Linked DNA regions of Homo sapiens: region 2 is linked to region 1. Evidence: chromatin contacts called from ENCODE Hi-C or POLR2A ChIA-PET data. All regions are on one chromosome and are shown on one strand. The core of a region is the stretch at or near the end of the contact, and the rest is flanking DNA. Distances in the headings are between cores, read along the strand shown.

Region 1 (3,627 bases), core at 1,128-3,627:
GATTTGAAGCTGATTTTTTTGCAAATCCATTGCCCATTCACCAACCAGTCCATGGAAATAGAATAAGCAGAAGGTCCTCCCTTTCTCCTAATAGCACTCCAAACTCCCTTTCCTCAGCTCCTTTGATCTGAAAATCTTTATCTTAAAGCACTTTATACACGGTCATTAATTTTCACAGCACTCCTGCTAAGAAGATTCTATTACTTCCATTAAACCATAGAGTAAACCAAGAAGCCAAATTAAGTGATTTGCCCACTCAGGAAATTAGTGGCCTGACTCAGTTCAAACATAGCAGCTAAGATTTCCAAGGCCTCGCAGCCAGCTGCCACCCTGACATTTCCTAGCTCCATAGAGTGGATAAGGGCCTGGGCTTCTGTGTCAGTACAACCTGGGTTCAAGTCCTACTTCTGAAATTTCCTTGGCAAATTACTCAACTTCCTTAAATGTGTGAAAATCTGCGATAAGAACACTTGTTTCATAAAGTCGCTACGAGGATTAAAGATGATAATGTACACAGAAGTACTTAATACATAACCTGGAACAAATAAAGAGCTATGTTATTATTATTGTACACACCTGGAAGGGTATACTCTTCACCCAGCCCCCTCTCATAATCTTTTCTTCACCACATCAGAAAATGAGCAAGCCACACCTGCAGCTCTATTTACCTCTGCTATATGACACACACATTTGCAGATAAAGTCTTCTATGGGAATAATAGGACACCTGAGCACATTCCTGGGGCACTGCTACATCAGCAATTATCCAAAGACTCATTGACATATCCACCCACCCACACATCCTCCCATCCATCCATCCACCCATTCATCCGTTTGACCACCCACCCATCCATCCATCCACCCACCCATCCATCCATCCATCCATCCATTCATTCATTCAAGCTTAGTACACATAGTAAGCACCTACCATGTGTAAGCCTGTGTTAAATATTGTGGGATACACTAAAATGATTCAGACATGGTCTCTGCCCTCAGAGCTATAAATACAATTAAAAGAAATTGTAAAACAAAATGGAATGTAAAAAGTGTTTTAAGGGAAGTTATTGAAAGTGAATGAAGGGCATTGCCACATGGAAAGAATAGTGAATTAAGAACAAGGAGATTTTTTTCTCAGCCCTGGTTTTAATGTTGGTCTAACATAAACCCTGTCACCTCCCTAGGCTTTGGTTTCCCCGAAGTAAGGAGGCAGAAGTGGAAGATCCCGAGGTCCCTGTAACTTCTAACATTTCATTCCCTCTGCCTCTACGTAAGTGAAGGTAACATTCAAACTGAGCACTGAGTAGCAGGGTATTGCATTCCAGGAGTGGAGACTCATACAAGCAAGTTTATGAAGATAGAAATACATCAATATTAATGGAATGGCAAGTGGTACCATTTGAATACAGCGAATGGCAAAAGAAGGTAATGTCTTGAGAGTTAGATTCAGAATAATTTGTGAAGGGCCTTATTTTTAGGCCAGAGAAATAAAAGAATTAGTTACTATTGAGCAAGTGCAAAAGAGCCTTCTTATGTGTCTGTGCAAGGAGCCTACTTTCTCAGAGTTACCTTCTCCCTACACTTCTCACACCTCCTTACACCTGCGCACCCTACAAGCAAGGGCTGGACATGGCCGAAGTCAATCACTTTGCAGAAAGTCAAAGTCCCTATTGAGAAAGGCCCCTGAAGAAGCTGAGCTGGGGTGCAGGGCCTCCCCCATATTCCCTGTAAGCCCTGTGATCACCAACACGGAGTTATCTTGGAGGGCTGTTCTCGTCTCCAATTACGCCCTGTACATGGTCATATTCCCCCACCCTCGGCAAACCAAAATGAGGCGGCAGCAAGGGCGAGTAAATAGTCTGTTTAGGGGCGTGCAGGCAATGCTCCAGGTTGTGCCACCAGGCCTCACTGCCAGGCCCTCTGTGATGGGTGCTCAAGCAAGCAGGGGGAAAGGGGTGCTTTCCTGTCCCCGCTGGAACGGCCTTCCCACCCATCTGCCTGGTAAACGCCTACTCATACTTCAAGCCTTAGCTCCAGAGTTGTCTGATCTAGAAGCCCTTCTTGACCACCCTCAAACCCTTCCCAGGCACAGTGGGCCCCTCACTCTACCCTACTCAGAATTTTCACAGCACCCGTGATTCTTAATCGTATTTATTCACATATCTTTCCCCCAAACAAGCTGCAAACAATCCCTTGGGCAGGATACTCTGTCTTAGTTATCTTCGTACTCAGTCACCTAGCCTTTACCTGACACGTGGTTGTACCTCATGAGCATTTGTCAATAACAAGAGTAGCTGACTTTCGCAGAGCACTCACCCCGAGGCAGGCACCACACTGGCAGCTTCACATGCACTAGTCATTCAATCCCCACAGCAACTGTTTATGTTTGGTGCTATTATCCCCACTTTATAGATGAAGAAACTAAGGCATAGATGAGCTAAGCAACTTGCCCCAAAGTGAAAGCACTACTTTCTTTTCCAAGATCTTTATCACTTTAGATATACAGTAGGTAAAGCAATCTGAAATTGAGAAAACCTCTAACGCCATTGCAGAACTGGGGGTTGTAAAAACGTTAGTCCAAGCTGACGCTGAAACAGTGGGAAATGTGTAGACACCACAGACTCAAATTCTGAGAATTCTTTATTTTTGGAGTCAGTGTCTCACTCTGTTTCACAGACTGGAATGCAGTGGTGCAATCATAACTCGCTGCAGCACCCAGCTAACTGTTTTTATTTTTTTGTAGAGATGGGGTCTTGCTATGCCGTCCAAGCTGGTCTCGAGCTCCTGGCCTCAAGCGATCGTCTCACTTCCACAGATGGTGAGAATTCTTCCTTATTCACCCCTAGTAAGGATTCACTAGTAATTTAATGATAACACCATAATACCCAAGTCACATAGTCCGATCATTAAGCCCAGTTCATGCTTATGGAACATCTGATAAAATAAATTTTAAACTATGACCTGCTCCTCTCCCTCCCACACTAACTCTGTGGACAGAGATTCATTTGCAACAACTTTTCTCCCACTGACTCCCAGTGACCTTTCCCACCACTGTCCCTTTTCAAATACAGAGTGCGTGTAGGTAAGCCCTCCCCAGGAGGGAAGAAAGAGGCCATTAGGCAGAGAGGAGATTTGCAGGGTGGAAGTACTAACTGGTTCTATCCCACTGCCCACCTCTGAAAATAGCCTCCTTGATGGCCACAAGCCCAGACATCTCATGAGAGCACCAAGTAGATTACATTCTTATTTATTTAAAAGGAAACAGCCCACCTGGGCCTGGATTCTCCACAGAAAAACAAAAGAGAAGCAGAGAGAATCAAACTAGCTCTCTGGAACAAAGGTGTACAGTTTAAATGATTGCACAACAACTGCTGCAAACCAGAACATTCTGTACGGTCGGAAGAGGCTTAATTAGCCTGAACCAAAAGTCTAAGGTCATGTGATTCAGAACATTTCACAGCCTGGGTTGTGACATTAGAGGTGCTACGGGCCATCCTACCAGACCACTGTGGGGCCCCAAACTGGACAGCCTTTTGTTTTCTCCAACCGAGGCTTAATTTAAATTAAAAACATCGAGGGGTAGTGGGGAGCCTCTGCCTGTCCTTTGGAAGCCACAGTTGTTTCATTTGTA
Region 2 (3,627 bases), core at 819-3,318, 52 kb after region 1:
GCCAAAAATATAATATACAGTATTATTACCAAGAGCAGATCACGTCCTCTGCACCATGTATCCCACCTAAGCAGGATTAATGTTTTTAACACTCAGTTTTTCCCACTCAAATATCAGATCCTTGGTTCTTATTTATTTATTTTTTTTAGAGATGGGGTCTTTCTCTGTCACCCAGGCTGGAGTGCAGTAACTCACTCATAGCTCACTGCAGTCTCAACTTCCTGGGCTCAAGTGACCCTCCTACCTTAGCCTCTAGAGTAGCTGGAACTACAGGCACGAGGCACCACACCAGGCTAGAACCTTGATTCTAACAGTCAGTAGTATCTGGAGGAAGTCTTTAACTGAACCCCATATGAAATTGACAATAAGACTTTTTGAGAAGACTGGACTGGTATTCTGTAATGAGAATTGTCTATTATTTCACTAGATATTCTAGACAATTGAACCTGGTCCTAAATTTTCTCCCCCTAAGAAACTAGTGATAACCTTCAACCAGTGTAGCTAAGATACAGCTGTTTCTTGGATCAGTTTCTTATTTCTTTACATCCTGAGCAGTCTATGTGCCAGGACATTTTCTTCTATTAATAAAGCCATCTTAGTTTGTGTCTCTGCAATTGCCCAAAGCAAGTCCCCAAGAACCAAATTAATATCCTGTGATAGCAAGCTCCATTTCCCTTGACTGTGCTCGGCACAACATGAGTTGCAGCTTGACGCAGGAATCGACATGGGGCCCTCAGCTCTGTGCTCCTCCATCATCACTTTCTTCACCTCAAAATGAGTCCCCATGATATGCCATACTCTGCATAGGACAAAGTAGTGCACAAAAGCAAATGAGGTTTTTCCCTTAGAGGAGCTTATACTCCACAGCTGAGTTTGCTAAGGAGGCTGGGTTCTCTTTTTGAGAGCTGGTCCATGGGGTTTGTTATAAACACCATCAGCAGAAAGAGCCACTTCCTGTTGGTATCTGGGTCTAACACAGATCCCTAATTGCCCAGAAATTTGGGTGCCATAACAATGGTGACATCTCCCCAGAAGTGGGCACAGGGGAGCAACTTAGGGTATTCCCATTTCATCACTTCCCAGGATTCCACTTCCAGAGATTTCTTAAACCTGACTCCATGGTAAGTCTCTTAATTACATCAATACTCCCTTTGAGCACCTCCTATGTGCCAGGCCATGTGCTAAGAACTTTGCAATTAATCCTCTTAACAACTGTTATATTTTTTTTCAACAAATGAGGGAAAAATGGCTCAGGAATATTAAGTAACAAATCCAAGCTCACTAGAGGCAAGTGCTAGTAGAGTCAAGACTCTAACCTAACCTGACTCCAGAGACTCCCCCCAGATTGAAGAAGGTGAATACAACACAGCCAGGAGGCTCCAACATGTTTACAGCAATGAGATTTTTCCTTTTTGATCCATCTGTGGCTGAGAACAGAATTGACTCCCTTCCAGAAAAATCTAGTCTGGTCTCTGTGACTTGGAAAAATAGTCAAGTGCTAAGTGAGCCATTCAGGACCCAAGAGGGTAAAATTAACAAGCATGACAGCAGCATTCATTTTTCAGTGTCAGCAATGTTCCAGGTGTAAGGAAGGACCCTAATTATTATCAGGCCACACACACGGTTTTCCTTCCTGCCTTGTGGCTCAGAGTGGTCGGCAAGAGCTACAGGCATCTTCCTGCCACATGAGTGGAGCTAGCGGAGGCCAAACGTCACTCAGAGACACCCAGGCCCCACCCCAGAGACTGACAGGAGCAACTACCACACTCAGTCCTCTCTCGGTTCCAGGAGCCACCATGTCCAAGCCAGTCCAAGCCAGAGAAAGGGGCCAGGCATGCCTCACGCCACCTCCCGAGATAGGCTTTGTTATTTGAATTTAAGGCCACCCCGAACTGCATGGCAGTTTTCTTAGTGGCCTTCCACAGAGCCACCTGTCTCAAGGCAGCACTCTCAGGGTTCTTGCTTCCTACAACCGAAGCTGGAAGGAGGAACCTCAGATTCCTTTATGGGTAGGAAAGAGATTGCAGAGAAAAACAGCCTCTTTGTGAAAGGCTGATTTGAAAAGGCATGCACAGATGAGTTAGAATCTGGGACTGTGTCCAGGTGGAAGTCTTGCCTGGAATTCCTAATGCATTCTTTCTGTTATTAAAATAATATAAGCAACCGGGGTGGCTTGTTGCTTCTCTGCATGTAGTCAATTTGGCTCATGCTGTGTGACCATTTAAAATCTGACCTCAAGTGGTGCCAATTTAAAAATCTTTTCATTCTGGGTATGTTTCCATTCCACACAACAAGCCCATGGCTATTCCCTAAACTATTTTCTCCAAGCAAAGAGTAACTCAGTAGAACCAAGCTTCTTGCCAGACGTGATGCAATCAGCCAAGCCACCCAATGTCTTGTGTCCCTGGCTCCACCCCACTTTTCTCCCCACGGCCAGCTGTCTGCTTCCAACAGGTCCACTTTTCTGGTCTGTCCTGTCTTTCCCTAGAGCACAGTCCTCCCTTTATTGTCAGGGAAGGTGTTTTCAGGTGGCTGGGTAGACATGGCATTTTCTCCTTCTCACACAGGGAGAGAAGCTCTGCCCTGCCTCCCCCACCGAGCTGTGAGTCATCAACACACAAGATGACAGAGTCTTTTGCAAAGATAAATGATGGAGGTGGAAGATCAAGATGTACCTAGATTTGCCTTCTAAGAGCTAGTTTGCAACTTCCTTTGACCTCTATATTCTCCCAAAGAAACATGAGGTAAAACACAGAAAAAGCATCATGTTTTTCCTGAGGCATTCAGCCTTCCAAGATGTAGCTAAGAAGAAAGATTATATATGTATATAAATCTATAAAACCCTTATCTTGGTAGCTCTGATTCACCCACTTGTGTTGCCAAAATAACCTATTCAGGCTTTTAGGCATCTGGAGAAGTGAGAGTCACCCCTGGAACTCCTAAAGACCAAAGAGATGAGCTCATGCAAAATCTGCCACCTCAGTAACCTGCAAAGAAGCATGAAGAAGCTGAACAGGCGGGGCTTGGTGGCTCACACCTGTAATCCCAACACTTTCAGTGGCCAACGCAGAAGGATCTCTTGAGGCCAGGAGCTCGAGACCAGCCTGGGCAACGTAGTGAGACCCTCTGTCTACAAAAAATTTAAAAATTATCTAGGTATGGTGGTGTGTGCCTATAATCTCAGCTCCTTGGGAGGTTGAAGCGGGAGGACCGCTTGAGCCCAAGAGTTTGAGGCTGCAGTGAGCTACAATCACACCTCTGCACTCCAGCCTAGGCAACAGAATGAGAACCTGTTTCTTTTAAAAGAAGAAGAAGAAGCAGAAGCTGAGGAGCCCAGCACCTCCGCCTTCCTGCCATCACTGCCAGTTCCTTTGCCAGGGCTTTCCTCTGGCCCTCTAAGGACATCCTATTTTATCTGAGGCTCAGAGCAGATGAAAACGCAATTGTAGCACTTACAGCATCCACATAGGAACAGCCAGTTGTCATGATCTCTGAGAGGAAGGAAATAAGATGGTGTTTTATTTTTAAGTAGCCCAAGAGATTTCAATGATGGCATTAAAATTTTAATCACAAACTCCTTAAGTTAGGGGGAAAAAAATTAAAAAGCCCACAAAGGACTCATTGTAT

What was found. A loop is a pair of places that touch in the nucleus more often than their neighbours do. ChIA-PET counts read pairs that join two places held with the same protein, here RNA polymerase II (POLR2A). Pooled maps may share reads with other maps.
Region 2: a pooled map shows a loop between it and region 1 (2.5-fold over the local background). The contact joins the enhancer-like site here to the promoter of LINC00548 in region 1. A Hi-C loop is called at or near these places in 2 of 168 maps with a recorded cell type or tissue (ascending aorta and prostate gland) and 9 of 50 pooled maps. POLR2A ChIA-PET finds 5 or more read pairs at or near these places in 5 of 52 experiments (BJ, MCF 10A, PC-3 and 2 more).

The regions. Positions count from the first base shown.
Region 1 is chr13:40,218,125-40,221,751 of GRCh38, forward strand. It overlaps LINC00548 (long intergenic non-protein coding RNA 548), which reads right to left and starts at 2,378. Exons shown (of 6, transcript NR_033877.1): 1 at 2,313-2,378.
Region 2 is chr13:40,270,008-40,273,634 of GRCh38, forward strand. No RefSeq gene overlaps it. Among named protein-coding and RNA genes, the nearest start is that of LINC00548, 51 kb to the left of the region's middle. Within about 2 kb of position 2,069, at least 23 of the 41 ENCODE cell types and tissues checked have a DNase peak (open chromatin) inside an H3K27ac peak, as active enhancers do; they include PC-3, ascending aorta and prostate gland, where a contact is called at or near this core.